Linked DNA regions of Mus musculus: region 2 is linked to region 1. The links are chromatin loops, found by intact Hi-C in ENCODE. Cell type or tissue: left cerebral cortex. All regions are shown on one strand.

Region 1 (8,000 bases):
ATAAGACCCCCACTCCTTTCTAATACAGTGGTCCCTCTATAATCATCTCAAACATAAACTTTCACTAAAATTTCCACAGTGAAAACCAAAGTTCCCGCACTAGTTATACTACAGTTTTGTTACTTGTTTTTCCAATACATCTAAATTATTCAGACAAATTTTGTTCTCACAAAATAATTTCCATCAATGTGTATCTCTTTATAGAACCACCTCTATACTAAAAGAGAGAAAAGTCCTCTTTGATGGTCAAAGCATGGATAAGGACACAGGTCAGTTTAACAAATAGCAACACCTCTAATTAAAGCTAAGGAAAAAGTTCTCTAAAAAACTGATCAATGGGTAAACACTGTTAGCACTTCTGGTAACAGTGAACTGAAACTTTCAAGTTTTGCAAATTATTTTCTAGCCAGGTAAGCAAATCTAGGACAAGGAAGCTGGGGTGAGAGCTTCAGACCAACCCAAACCGAGTCCTCATCACCATTACCAACTCAGAGTGAGCCGAACCCTCAGAGGATCACCCAAGCGCTCCAGTGCTTCTCACAGCACACGTTCCCTAAAAAGTCCGTTTTAAAAAGATGGCTTGGGGGCTGGAGAGATTGCTCAGCCTTCTGCAGGTCCTGAGTTCAAATCCTAGCAACCACATGGTGGCTCACAACCATCCTTAATGAGATCTGACACCCTCTTATGGTGTGTCTGGGACAGCTACAGTGTACTTAGATACAATAATAATTTTTTTTAAAAAGATGGCTTAATGGGTAAAGTGCTTGCAAACATGAGGTTCTGAATTCATATCTCCAGAAGCCATGTAAAAAACCACCCAGAAACATCTATAGTCTCAGGATTGGGAGGTAAAGACCAAGGGAGCCGTAGCCAAACCAGCCAATCAGTAAGCCCCAGACTCAGTGTTCAAAAACCAAGGAGGAGAGCAACTGAGGAAGATGACTAGTGCCTACAACCATGGATGAATGTACCCACACACAGGTGCACAAGCACGCAAACACACACATAAAGCTGCTGGGAGAGCCAGGCATGGTGATACATGCCTGTAATTCCAGCACCTGGGAGGCAGAGGCAGGAGGAGCCTGAAGCCAACCTCCACTCTGTAAGCAGACCTGTCTCAAAAAGGAAAAACAAAGTAACAAAAACTATATCACTGTCAAGTTTGATGGCTACTGTGCAAAGAAAGTTACAACTGACCCTTTCACCTTCCAGACTTCGCAAAGCCCATAAATAGAGCAGAAATCTCCAAAATTGACCCTTGGCTTGATAAAGACAATAAGGTACAAGGAGACTAAGTGACCAACCAAAGCACAAAACACCAAACTTAGAAAAATATGCTATCCCGACTCCCATGCCAAAATTCATTTGACTGCCTCAAAACGTTGTAATACCTGATTTAAAGGAGAAATCAATTCTGAAAGACTCACTTTTCTAGAAATATTAGTTGTAAACACTTCAGTTTGTTCAGATACCATTCACATCTCTACAAAAAGTGGGCTGGGGGAAGGAAGACAGGCAGCAGAGAATTGTCATATTAACAAGCCCGGCCACAAGAGAACATCTATGTTATACTCCCTTCCCCACAAGGCTCAGGGACCATCTTAAAAGATTTTAAGAGCCAAAAGTCATGCAGGAGCAGAGCAAAATAATGTCTTCTGGCCATGACAGGAGTGCTGCACACATGAACTCACAGCAGCTGTGGTGGGCTGCATAAGACCCACACAAGATCAAGTATGTCAGCATTCCAGCATGGAGGTGGGGAGAGAGGCTCATGCGCTCCCCTCCCTACTGCTACAGAGGAGCTACAGACAGATGGCTTCTGGGGGAGGAAGAGTCCTTTTCTCTACCTGTGTGGCCCCTGACAGATTTACTATGCTCCAGTAAATGGTACCAAACCCACCAGTAGATAGGCAACACAACCTGGACTTGGTAGACTATTTTAAAGACAAAGAACTCAAAGTTCAGAGCGGATGAAAACAGACCTGGGAGAGGTCAGGAGTAAGAAGATAGGAGAAGGGATAGGAGAATAAATATGATCAAAATATATTATATGCATGTATGAGTCTCAAAAATAAAAATATTTTTTACAGGAAATAATAAGAATTTTAAGAAGTCTCCTCAAGCTGGGCAGTGGTGGCGCACGCCTTTAATCACAGCACTCGGGAGGCAGAGGCAGGAGGATTTCTGAGTTCGAGGCCAGCCTGGTTTACAGAGTGAGTTCCAGGACAGCCAGGGCTACACAGAGAAACCCTGTCTTGAAAAACCAAAAAAGAAGTCTCCTCAAAGAAAACCAAGATACAGTACTTACCAAGTACCTATTTCGATGTCATTTGAAAACTTGTTTTTTGTTTTGGGGGTGATAATGGTTGTTATTGATAAAGATTTCTTTTTTTTTCCCATGCTGGCCTCAAACTTACTATGTTGTCTGGGCTAGCCTTGCCTCCTATCAAATGCTGGTACTACAGGCATATGCTTCCATGCTTGCCTTCAAATACTGTAATTCTTGCAGCTGGATTTAAGAGTGCACACTGTCTTCTGGAGAGCCTGAGTTCAGTTCCCAGCATCCACATTAAGTGGCTCACACCACCTGTAACTCCAGCGCCAGAGAACCCATGCTTCATTCATTATATACAGACACACATAGTTTTTAAAAATTAAAAAATTAATTTTTTATAAAACTGTGTGTGGCTCTTTCCAAAAATATTTCATCTAGAAAATCAGAGATAATGTTTTTCCTATTGGTACCTGACTAGACCTAACCTAAGCTGTGGGGTCTGAAAGAGCAAAGCCCTGTCTGCCTTACTCCAGCCGCCCTGAGGAACTGAGATTCACACAGGAGCTACTCCAGGCACACTGGCCAGAGAACGGAGAAAAGCCCTGCTCTACAATGAACTAGCTGACAGAGAGTGCCCCAACTTTTTTTTTGTGCCCCAACTTCTTACAAATGACAACAATATCATCTACTTTAAGCACTCTTGAATCTTAAACAAATTAAATCTCTAATCACCAACAATTGAGGACACATCCATAAATAATAAAAAAAAATTTTCACATATAAAAATAACACTATTTATAGCCATATATGGGGAGGCATGCCTGTGACCCCCACACTCAGGAGGTTGGGAAAGGAGAAGAGTTGAGTTGCACTTGGAGGTCAGCCTGGGCAGCATAGAAAGATCCTGTCTTTAAAACTTTTTAATTAATATTTGGAAAGCACTCCTATGTTACTTCATTAAACACACCTAATAACCCTTGCAAATCAGCCAGACAGGTATTATTACCCATGTTTTATAGATAAGCTGAGACAGAGAGAACCAGAAGCAGAAATAATGAAGATCTAGCTTTAAACTCAAGTCTATGGTGCTAAAATCCTCAACTTTCAAGTTTTTCCCAATATTCTTTGTCACTTGGTAACTAGGACAGGGTGCAGCCTAGCGATGGCAGTATTAAATGACCTTCAACTGCTGGTGAGTAAACAAGGCTATAAGGTACAAAGTCCCAAAGTCACACATCATCACAAACCCAAAGTAAAAGTACCACCTCTTCTGGGAACTACAAGTAATTAAATCACACTTTGCTCCTGGGAAACCAAGGGTGACTGTCACTTATAACAGAGGCTAACAGTGCCAAGAAGTGAAGAAACTTTAAATTAGGAATCGTTTACACCAAAAAGACAGTTTCAGTTGGAATGATATATGCTCACAATTAAATAATGCTAAACAGAAAAACAAAGACCTCCTTAGCATTATTGTATTACATTTAAATAAGCTCCACTTCGGACAGTTACCTCTTCTTGATCTTGTTACACACAATATCATGCTTCACCATCTCTAAACCAAACTCATGCATGAATCTACTCAACTCTAGGCTCAAACCTGTTATCAAAATAAACAAACAGTCCTATGTCCCCTCTAAGAATGGCAGCTGGACTTTCAGGCGCTAAAGCCATCAGAAGTCACAGATTTAGACTTTCCCAACTCTAAATCAATCCACTAGTTCTACATTTTAACTCTTATGAACTTGTCAATCATATTCACATGTTAATAACAACTTTCTCACAGCTACAGCAAAATCTTTCAATGTAGAGTTTACTATAACAAAATAAACACTTGATTATTAAATCTCTTGAGTAATAACATTGAGTTCTCTGCCATGGAAATTAAAACAGCAATTATCTTTCTGGTATTTGCAAAAAGGACTAGACAATTCGGGATACGCTTATTTTTAGAAAATGGTGGGGGGGTTTTAAGGCAAATAGTCTTATTCAAATACACACATGCATAGATGATAGGCTGTCCCATTTACATCATAAGATTGTTAGTTACTATCCTACTTTGCAAACTTCCATACTTCTGACGGACTTAAACGTTGAGCTTGTTAAATTAATAACTAAGAATCCCAGAGAGGTCCCATTAACTGGCACAGGTAAGTTAACAAAAGCGAACAACAAGATACGGCGTCAAACAGCACCTCAATTCTTGCACAGGCAACACTCTCCATGGCACCAGCCCCCATCGCTCATCAACTGAAGACCAGTCGACAAGGTTTCCATTGCAAACTGTCACACAACAAAAAGTCAGGACGTACGTCTCAGCCTCACAGTCCAAATTCAAAACACCACAGAGCCACTACGTTTAAGCGATTCCCATAGCAAATTACCCAGGGCATTCTCTGTTATTTACTAAAGTGCCAAGCAGTTCCCAGGGGTGCCCAGCAAATGATAATTTAGTTCCCAGGATAGGCTCCTCGCCACACAAGGATGACTTCCCTACTTGGTGCCAACTGTACACTTGCACACTCCGCAAACAGGGGGCGAGTCCTGAATACCAGGGGTTACGAGGGCAACGTTTGTGTTTTTATTATGGGCTCAGATGATCCCGAATGCTGAAAAGCGCGACCTATCACCCTAGAGTCAATTTCCAACTGTGCTCTCACCCAGGACCATTCTATCCCCGCGGAAGACAATTATTAGTTGTAACAAGGCCTAGAGAGGGGAGAAGGAAAAAAAAAATAGTGGGGTTTAAAGAAGAAGAAAAAAGTTCACCTAAGAGACACGGGAAAGGTGAGCTCAGGCTTCGAGGGAGAGGGAGGTCAACACCAATGGTGCTGAAAGCGCAACTACAAAAGCCCCTTTCTGCCCCGAGTGCAGGCGAGCCGGGCACCGTCAGTCATTCCGATGGAGTGCGGGGGGCCAGGGGTCCCCCCGAGGCCCGCAGCTTTGTCCGGCGGCGCCGCGGGGCCGGCCAGGGGTGTGCGCGGCGGCCGGGCGCGGCCCCCGACCGCGGGCCCCTTCCTCGCGCGGCTCCCCAGCGCCAGGCCTCTGTCCCCGCCGCTGTCCCCGCCACCTCCCCTCCCCCTCCCGGGACCCCGGCAACTTTTCCCCCGGCCTCGCCTCGCTTCGCCTCACCTCTCAGCAGCACGCAGAAGCTGCAGGCCAGGAGGCTCCTCAGCACGGCCCCCATCTTCCCCCCACCACCGCGCGCGCTCGCGGCCCTCACCGGCGCCCGGCGGCCAGGGGACGCGCGGGCGAGGAGCCGGGGCGGCCGCCGCAGCGGCGGGTCTGCACGCTCATGCTTTCCGCGGCCGCGAGAAGAAAGAAAAGGGCGCACGTCAGGGCTCTAGCGCGCCGCTCCGGCCCGGGCTCGCGCGACGCCAGCGCCTGCCCCCATGCCGCCGCCTCCTCCCGCGGCGCCCCACGTCCCCCGCGCGGCGCCTCATTCAGCCTCTTCCTCTCGCAGCGGCGCAGGGATCCGCCGCGGGGCCGCCGCCGTCTCCCTGCGCGCCCGACTCCCCCCACCCCCGTCCTCAGCGCGCCGCGGCCGGACCCCGGGAGCCGCGACCGCCGCGCGCGCCGACTCCCCGGAGAGCCCCCGCGGGTTGAGCCTCGCGAGCCCCCGCACGCTGCGGGGATAAGGTCTTCCCGAGGCGCATTCCGATGGGATTCTTTCCCCGGGCGGCGGAGGGCGTGAGGCGACGTCGGCCGACACTGGGGCCGGCGTGGTCGGGACTACTTTCTGCGTCCCGGCCCGTCGCCGCCCGCGCCGCTCTTTGTGCGCCCGGCCGCCGAGCCAGGTGGAGCTGCGGACCCCGGGGCTGCCCCGGGACGTAGGAAAATCAAAGTGCCATTGCGGCTTACGCTTTCCCGAAGCGGCGGGCCAGGGGAACGGTGTGCAGAAGCCAACGCGGAGCACATCGCTAGTGGACTGGGTTGAGAATCCTCATCATAGGAAGTAAAATAAACCAGACTCGGACTTTAAAAAAAAAAAAAAGTATGTTTTTCTCCTAGTGTGGAGCCTGCTTTACATATACACATAAAGTCACACACATGGGGAAAAGACAAAGATTGTGGGATTGTATACACATAAGTAAACCTTACTCAGACAAGTTTCCCTCATATGTGGATCTAGGGGTGTGTGTGTGTGTGTGTGTGTGTGTGTGTAGAAATGCCTTTATATATGAGTTAACACATAGATGATAAGAAAATAAAAGTATGACTATCTGGGAAAAAGAGTGAAGCTAATGTTGGGGGAAGAGGCACACACATGTTAAAAGAAAATTATGTGCTTGAATCTTATCCATCATTACATACAATAAATATAAACTAAGAAAAAAATTAAAGAAAAAAAACAATAGTTTTTTGTTTGTTTGTTTATTGCCTTCCAAGAAATACAGACCTTTTTTTGTGAACTAAGCTGACAAGGACTAAAGCTTTCTAAACTGAGAGAGAAAATCCTTAGTAGCTAACAGCAAAGAGAAAATAAAACATGTCTTTTCAGGGGGAGGGGTTACAGGTCTGAGAGAAAAAAAGGAGCCCCCAAAACAACCTCTACCACTACATGTGCAGTGGGCATTTCCAAGTAATAGCCCAAATGCCCTCTGCAGTCAACTGGCCAGCTTCAGCCTAGGCCAGCCAGCTCCAAACGTTAACCATCAGCTGTGTCCTGTCCAGCCATCACACACCCTTTCTGCAGGCGAATGGGCAAAGGGCTCACCTAGGGCTTGCAAGCAATTTATCAGATGGGCCACTCAGAACTAACCTGAGATGAGACTGGCTTTGCTGTGATTCTCTTGGCACACATGAAGAATTTGAGACACTCGGTGACTTATCCAAGGCCACTCAAGTCCTGAGTAACAGAACCTGAAGCAACCAACTTGGAGGATTGTACAGGAGTGTTAGGAAATGTTTTCAGGTAGGCTGGTGAGGGAGCGCGGTGGGTAAAGGCACTTACCTCTAAGCCTGACAGCCTAAGTTCAATCCCTAGGGCCCACAATGTGGAAGGAGAGACCTTACTCCTTCCAGCTGTCTCTGACCTCCATTTATATGATATATGCCGTGGGACTCACCCTCTCCAGGACACACACACTTTTTTGTAAACAACAACAAAATTTGCATGCTTAAAAGTAGTGAAGATGGAGAACAGAAGGGGATCTGGCATGGTGGCAGGCTTTCATGTGCAAGACCCTAGATCGCTCTTGTACTGTGGGAAGAAACTGAAAATTTCAATTTTGCTGATGTAACTTGTGTGCATATGTGTGCACAGACCTATTGTATACTTGAGCAAAGACCAGAACTGATAATGCAAAAGTAGGTATCAGGATAGAGGTGCACTTTTCTTCCCTGTCCTTTAATAGACTGTGTTTTTATTTCCTAAAGATACTGGAGTGAACCTCTGTAATAGAAGCCTAGCAACAATGCTATTCTCATTGTAGAACAGATTTGTCACTCAGCCATTTAATTGCACATTAGACACGGTCCCTGGGCTAAGTGTTGGTGATTTAACAATGAGAATAACCATAGCCCTCACACTCAAGCTAACACCCTGATTTGGAAACACACATGAGTTAAAAATGTTATACTTGCTAGATGGAGACACTCTTGAGTTTGCCTAGATAGTTCAAAGAATGAGAAAATACCTGGAGAACCCTGGCTTGAAATGTCCCTCGAGAGTCTGCTTAGCTGACCAGGCCAATGAAGCATCCCAGGCAGAAAAAGGATGGGT
Region 2 (8,000 bases), 110 kb before region 1:
ATGGGTTCTCGACTTGTCGGCCCTCAAATGTTAGTTAACCCAAAGGCAATTTGGCTACTTCCAAGTTTGCTACTCTAAGATGGAATTACTTTCTCCTTTTTATTTTTTGGTATCGTTAAAACCCAGACACTCCTGGTCAGTGATGCCTTTCTTTTCCTGTTTCCTTTGTACTCAGTCTCTTCACTGGGCTTAAGGCATGCTCTGTGTATTTAGTTTGCAAAAATAAAACTTTTAGTACAAATTTATTTTTTATACAAACTTTTATGGCACAAGCAGCAAAACTGCTGTTTTAAGAAAATATATAAATATTCTTTTCTTCTGTACAAATATCTCCAGCACCCACCCACTTTATAATGTTAACTGTACAGAGTCTGCCTCACTCTTCTCTATAGCTCCCTCCCCCCCTCCAGATCTCAACCAGATGTGTATTTACATGTCCCGGTGGAGGCAGTCAGAGGAGGAGGGGCCCTCCTCAGGAGGAGTCCGTGCAGGGGGAGGGTGGTGGCGGGTAGAGGTGGTGGGAGTAACTCCTCTCCGTGTATGGGGAAGGGGGGCAGCTTTCATAGTTCTCCTCCGCTGACAAGTACTGGCTTCGGGGTGTGGGCGGTGGGGGCACAGGTTCTGAGTCATAGTTCACGTCACTGGTGTAGCCCTTGGCTGTTGCCACCGAGGTCATCCTCCGGCTAGGAGCATAGTCACTGTCACAGACATCAGTGCTGCAGGGTGTGGTGGGCGGTGCAAAGTGCCGGTAGCTGTACGGCCTATAGCTAGAGCAGGAAAGCAATAGAGCACTGCGTTAGTTTTATAGAAGCAGACTGCATCAGAAATCAGTCTGAAGGCTGGGAGCTGGTGCAGTCGAAATCTGTGTAGGGGATGGGTAGTTCGCGTGACTGCTGTGTGCAGTGAGCCCATGGGTTCAATCCCCAAAACCATCACAACCAAAGAGCCACTGCTCTTCACAGACATGGATGGAGAGGCAACGAATAGCACATCAACAAAGGAAGACCTACGCAAGTAAAATGTAAGTAGAGGCAAGTAAAAAGGGATGGAGTTGGAGAGCAGAGAGGAACTCAATTGGGCCCCAAATAGCTCTTCTATCTTGAGGTAAATCTAGATGCGTGTGCTTGCTGTGCACGAGGCCCTGGGTTTGACCCCCAGACATATTGAAAAATAAAAATAAAAAAAGAATAAAAGCAAACCAACTCAAGAGCTGTACCTATCGATGCACTTTAGAAAAGCACTCTGGTTTTCACTGGTGCCGGGAACTGAGCCAGGGCCTTTCCCCCAGAGCAAGTGGTCTACTCTCAGCTCCAGCCTTGGTGGTCTAACCTCTGCCACACACCTCGCACTCATGATCTCAGCAGCTCCTGGAGCAGCAGTGTGTAGAATGGGTCTTCACAGTCTACGCTCTCACATTCTTCAGTCATTCATAATTTGCCTGATAGGTAAGTTATGATGTCTGAAGACTTCATTTCTTTTCAAAGTAAAATATTACACGATTCAGGCTAAACTCCCAGTGAGGGCAGATCTATCCCATCACTATCATGTGCAAAGGGAAACCCTTCTAACTTGCAAGTAGTCGTTTTGATTTCTGTGGGTACCCGGGTATACAGTCCTAAGTATGGTTTCAATTATCAAAACGATCAATTTAAATACTCAGACAGTGCGTGAACTTTATAACAGAACAAGAGTCTAACATGCTTACACTTGTTTACCTACCTTCTTAAGTAACCTACAGTTCATAAATTTGAAATGTAATTATCTAAAAAAAAGTGCCGTGGTGAGGAACACTCCATGAAGGCAGAGCCGACTACAACACTGACTTATCCCCGGATGACCTCTTAGGACTCTAATTGTAAATATGGTTAAGCTTATCTTATACTTATCCTAAAGATTCATGCATTTACTGTCTCTAAAATACACTGACTGCAAGACCAGGGGCAAGGGCCAGAATAACTGACAGGGAGCTCATAAGCTTCCTGGGGGCACAGCACCCAGAATTTGCTGCCCGCAGCCTGGCCCCGCAGCCGCCCTGAGCAGGATTGGGGCTTGCAGCTTCAGTCCAGCCAGGACACTGTCAGAGCGCTTTTCCTGTTCTGTTTCACCTTTCTGTCCAAGCAGGTGTCAAAGGCTAGCAAGATTTTTGGAATCAGAATTTTAAAAGCTAAATACTTCCAGTCTTATAAGAAAAGGAAAAAAAGAAAATTGGTCAACAAAATTCTGTAAATCTAAAAATCATGGCAAATGACAAAAAGGTTAAGACAGATTTTAGACCTAATACAGGAAATGATTTAAAAACTGTTTCATACTTTGATCTATGTTTTATTCTAGCAGAATTAAATAAGTTGTAAATAAATAATTTTAGGTTCTGGTTCTCCTTTTCAATTTTCAGGCCTTTCTCTGCTTTTGATTAGAACATGCCTGGGGCATTCACGACCTTACAGTAACTCATGGACAGACCTATTGGATGGAGCCAGCCCTATTGGTCCTAGCTGACGCTGGCAGGCAGTTTCCACTGTACCTCCGTCTCTGCAGTCACCCTGATCCACGTGACTGAAAGCAAACATTATTCTAATGGCATCGGCACTGAGGCCTGCAGACACAGAATGTAGCACTCCCGACCTTCTGCTGATGTTTGAAGAGCTTGGAAGAGTGACCTGCTCAGCACACTCACATGAAGACAGGCCACCATTTCCTGTTGCCACTTACAAATATGCTCTGTTCATTTTAAGGAAACTTGTTTATAACAGGCAACTAACTACATAAAACTTTCATTCCAGGTCACAGTGACGTATGTAAACATGGACCAAGCTTCTTCTCATTTCTCTTTCAATGTGATGCTCCTGCTGTATGCAAGTTCTCACGACGCTCTGAACTGTCTTGCCTAGTTCTCAACTGCATTACTCAGCTTGTGTAACTGCCTATTAAAATACAGAATGGGTCTGGAAAAGAAGGCTCAACAGTTAAAAGCAGTGACTGCTCTTCCAGAGGTCCTGAGTTCAATTCCCTGCAACCACATGGTGGCTCACAACCATCTCTGATGTGATCTGATTCCCTCTTCTAGTGTGTATCTGAAGACAGCTACAGTGTACTCATATACATAAAATAGATAAATAGATCTTTTTTTTTAAAAAATGCCCAGAGAAAGAAAGGATTTACAGGTGAACAAAAATCCTGTTCTTTGGTGATCATGGTCTGTATGTTCACAAACAGAATATGGAAAGGGTGTGTCTTACCTGTAGGACCTATGTGTGGAAGGACTGTTGGAAGAATAACCAAATTCCATGGTATAATGGGATCTTTCTGTGGCAGGCGATGGTGGTGGGTTCAAAATCTAAAAGGAAAACAATTAAAATATTAAGCTAAGGACAATCCCCACAGATCTCTGTCTCCTCATCTTTGTGTCCGTTCTTTCCCATTGCAGTATTACCATACTCTCCTTCCCAAAACAACTGCCTTCATGACTGTGGCTCCCTTCCTAGACCAGTTCTCCATCCTGAACAGGGCCAAGCAGAGAGGAGAAAACAGGTCACCTACGTCACTGGTGTGTTTGGCACAGGCAGATTCTACTTTTTAAACAGAATTTTTATTAGTTTAAGAGGAATTCTAAGTGTCCTTTCTCTTAAATTTTATTTTTATGCGTGTATGTACAAGAGCACGTGTGCATGCGTGTCTGCAGGCCAGAGGACAACCCTAGTTGTCATCTTCAGGGACACTGTCCACCTCCTTTAGGTCAGGCTTGCTCAGGCTGGAGAGATGGCTTAGCAGTTAAGAGCACTGCCTACTCTTTCAGAGGTCCTGAGTTCAAATCCCAGCAAGGACATGGTGGCTCACAGCCATCTATAATGAGATCTGGTGCCCTCTTCTGGCTTGCAGGCATAGTGCAGGCAGAACACTATACTTACTAACTTACTTACTTACTTAGAAGGGGTGGCGGTGGGGGGAGGCAGGCTTGCTCATTAGCCTGGATTTCTCTAACTAGTCTAGACTGGCTGACCAGTGAACTCCAGGGGGCCTCCTGTTCCCAGTTCTGCAGCCCTGGGATTATGAGTGAGGCTCAGTTTTTATCTTGTGCTCCCAGGTCCTCTTGCTTGTGAGACAAGCACTCTAATGACTAAACTATCTCCCCAGCCACAGCTGCTGCCTTTAGTAAGTCTGTCTGGCTCCTTACTAGTTTAACTTTATCTGAATTATGAAATTACTATCTAATGCTTTCAACTATGTTGAAATTATGTTTCAACAGTAAATTTAAAAGATTTGCAAGCACAGGGCAGTGGTGGTAAACTCTCCACTGACTCCTATGTGCTTAAGCCCCACATTGAAATGAATTCATCTAACACGATATGCACTTTAACAGTGTAAAGAAAGCAAGAGCGTGCTTACTGCAGGGAAGTAAGTGCCTTTGGTACTGGAAGAACTGCTTGAGGAGGCTCCCGTGACGTGCGCTCGATCATAGGGGGGCCCACTGCTTCCCCCCATGATACTGAGGGAACTGATCATTGATTTGCCTCGAGACATTCCTGAAGGAAAGAAAAATGAAGGGTGAGTAACATTTATAAAAATACACGAAACAGCTAATCAACACTCTAGTTAGAAGAACATCAACTAAAGCAACATCCACCCTCTTTTCCTCCTAACAGCTGTAAAGAGTTCATGGAAAAGGGAAATGAACGTCCAAACCATGGGCTTCACTGAGAACTGGCCTCAAGTAAGGCCAAGCAGCTCCCACCTGACTCTGTCCGTGGAAACAGCCCTTCAAAGTAAGCACCTCTCATGGAAGACTTAAGGAAAGAACTGTGGGGGTGAAGACTGTAAACCAGAGTAGGTCAAGCCAGCAGATAAGCGCCAAAGAATGCCAAGTGTTTTTATAAGACAGACACAATGCATAGAAGACACTTCTTTTTTGGTTTTTCGAGACAGGGTTTCTCTGTGTAGCCCTGGCTGTCCTGGAACTCACTCTGTAGACCAGGCTGGCCTCAAACTCAGAAATCCACCTGCCTCTGCCTCCCGAGTGCTGGGAAAGAAAACACCACTTTACCTACAGAACTCAGACACCTCTGAACTCAAAGCTCCTAATGCTAATATACAAGTTCTGTTTGTTCCAAGTAGGGTCCCATTCCCACTGCAAGTAGGTACGGCAACAAAGACGCATCATTACTCACCAGCTTAAATAGTGTGGCTCTTCTGAGAGTCACAACCATAGTAAATTCCTATTTTCAGAGAGCTCTGACCAGGCATCTCCTCCAGATGCATAAAAACCCAGGATTCTTTTCACTAAAGGCACTAAGCACTAGGGAAAGCTTTACTCCCCAAGAATATTATAGCCAGGCGGGAACATCTGGCTAACCCACCTCACACCTCACACCACTGTCAGCATGTTAGATCAGGAGAGGGCACAGGGGACTATATTCTCTCCTTGCCAACCAGCTATTTCCAAATCCTTGTTTGTGGACAGCAAACTGAGCTGTCTTCCCACTCCTTTATTCCTACACTCATAGCCTCAGGGTCCCCCTTCGATGAAATTATACAGAGTAGGTATTCACCAAGCACTGAATTTCATTGGTGCAGTCAGAGGCATGGAGCTGGCTGACAAAGTCATACTTAAGTCCTTTTGCATAGAAAGGCAGTATAAAACTGTAAAAAAAAAAAAGTTCTCACAATTCCTTAAACCCAGAGTAGTTTGTAATCCTAGAACTTAAAACTGGACAAGAGCAGATTCTCATAAATCGCTTGCCACTTACCTGGAAGAGATCCAGAGAGAGAGCTTGGGTGAGGAACATAACCAAGGGGCACAGACGCCGGGCTGTGAACCACATAGTCGTTAGTCATGGTCTCCCCGTCTCCCTTCATACGAGGACACAGCATCCTCTGGCAGATAAAGTATATGGTTCCAGACACAAAAATGGTGACAATTACTCCAATAACAGAACCAACTGTGTTGGTGGCTTGTGGTGCTGGCTCCTCAGTTGGATCTAAAATAGAGATTACTGTAGTTAGCTAATAGGAAAGCAACTGCATATTCAAAATAGCAATACAAGAATACAAAAATAAAAACAATGTTGATAAATCAAACAACATAAAATTTATATATGAACACATACATATATACATATATATCATACAACATAAAAATATGAATTAAATGGCATTATTTAATTTAAATAAACTTAAAGAAGCTCTGTTAAATGAAAATAAGACAACAGACCAGGAAGTATCATTGTAAACTTTTGGCTAGAAGGGACAGACCCAAAGATGTCACCAAATGCTTTCAGTGGAATGGTGAAAAAGGCCAGAGCAGCTCGGAACCAGAAAGCTGCAGGTGAGTGAAGGCACCTGGATCCAACCACTACTGTTCTCGGGCTCCCCGGCCGCCTGAGAGTAAGATAAACCCAGGTCCCTGATTACTAGAGGACACAGGGAGGAAGGCCAGAGCACTGCAGGAGACTCCCAGCACACTCGCCTTCCTGGGCTTCTGACTACGTGAGTGTTTAAGAAGCAGAATTTGGGAAAACAGGAAGAAGTGAGTTATCAGACTTAGCACCCAGTTACTCAAAAGAAAAATTCTTCCACTCTGACTAGTTAACCCATGGATAATCTCGTAACTGAAGAGCCGTTAGAGCACGTCCTGCCTGCTGATATGCCAAGCTCCTGTCAATGTAGCTAAGCTCATCTCTAACAGAAACACAGTGACAGCGGCAGCAGCCTCCTGGCTGTGGCCATCAGCTTCAGCTCAGTGTGTGTCCTCTGTGGCGCCCTCTCTACCCTACCCTGCCCGCTGCCACGCTTGTACTCTCTCCTGGTGCCTTCCCAGTGCCAAGACGCGAGGACGAATAACCCTCTCTTGATGCTCTGCTCCACACTGATGGCAGGCTTCCTCCTCACCACTGCAGGCTACCTCGGAGGGAAGCAAGGAAGAAGAGAGACAGACAAGCAAGCACAGGAGGGATGAGGGAGACAGGATGGCAGGAAAGGAGGAAGAAAGCATTTAGGTTCTAGATCCCGAGAAACTGGTAGAAACATGTCAAGAATGGTTAAACATAACCTAATATTCAGAATGAAGGTCGATCACCAGTTAGCTTCCATGCATCTAAATGATCTGAGGATTTTGCGTCTTTAGTTGTGGCAAGGCAATGCTTGCTCTTTTCTGGTGTTTTACTAAATATATCGCAACTACTGTCCTTAAACAATTATTAAAGGCAAAACAAAATATCTTAGGCACAAGTAACTAGTATATGTGTTTTACATAAGGAAATCGGGATTGTAAGTGAAATACAAAAAGCAAAGGAATAGGTATTTTTCAAATTCTCCGTTGTGAGGGATTTACAAGGCTTTGTTCCTACTTACAACAGTCCAGCTCGTCAGATCTGTCACTGCAGTCCACACTGTGGTCACATTTCTTGTGCTTTCCAACGCACTGACCATTGGCACAGCGGAACTGATCAATTAAACAAAGCACTAGAAAAAAGGCAGTTTTATTTTTATCACCATGAAAAGACAAATTCTATCAAATGCTTTCTAAGTATAATCTAAAAACACATCAGGCTCAGACACAGGTGAGTGCTACCTCTAAGGATTCCCACTGGTAAAAATGATATTCTCTGCTTTGTTATCAAATTTTTTATTTCACTTAACTTTTGGTGCTATTTCTCAATTTTCAGAACTTACTGGTGTGGTTTGGATGGTCTAAATGTATTCCTTCCTCCTAAGGTTCATACGTTGGAGCCCTGGTCCTTCGTGTAGTTTGGAGGTAGAGGGAGCATAGTGGCAGGTAACTGGACCTCATTCTCAGAATATGTTAGGGAATGCTCAATGTACCCTGTGTTAGCTCTTGAGAAAAACTAGTCATACAAAAACACGCCTGTGGTTGGAGAGCAGGCTCCATGGTTAAGGAGCCCTGGCTGCTCTTCCAGAGGTCCCTCCTCAGCACCTACACAGATGCTCACAACCATCTAACTCCAATACTGAGAGGTCTGACAGCTTCTTAAGGCTTCCTTAGGCGC

What was found. Peaks named below come from ENCODE experiments on the same cell type or tissue, not always from the same donor. Only the 100,000 strongest peaks of a DNase experiment are listed, where the experiment ranks them.
Region 2: it touches region 1 in a loop (1.8-fold over the local background); 2 of 42 quality-filtered maps call a loop at or near these places.

What each region holds. Positions count from the first base shown.
Region 1 is chr6:134,561,236-134,569,235 of GRCm38, forward strand. It overlaps Lrp6 (low density lipoprotein receptor-related protein 6), which reads right to left and starts at 5,678. Exons shown (of 23, transcript NM_008514.4): 1 at 5,408-5,678. The coding sequence starts at 5,462. In left cerebral cortex, no CTCF peak of the experiment used is centred here; DNase peaks (open chromatin) are centred at 4,817, 5,704 and 6,022; H3K4me3 peaks cover 2,481 bases; H3K27ac peaks cover 1,462 bases.
Region 2 is chr6:134,450,314-134,458,313 of GRCm38, forward strand. Lrp6 (low density lipoprotein receptor-related protein 6) reads right to left here. Exons shown (of 23, transcript NM_008514.4): 19 at 7,345-7,455; 20 at 5,742-5,972; 21 at 4,384-4,520; 22 at 3,237-3,334; 23 at 1-767. The coding sequence ends at 473. Gm52921 (a long non-coding RNA gene) reads left to right here and starts at 764. Exons shown (of 2, transcript XR_003956530.1): 1 at 764-1,021; 2 at 2,393-3,380. In left cerebral cortex, a CTCF peak has its summit at 3,866 (motif pointing left); DNase peaks (open chromatin) are centred at 664 and 3,888; H3K27ac peaks cover 782 bases.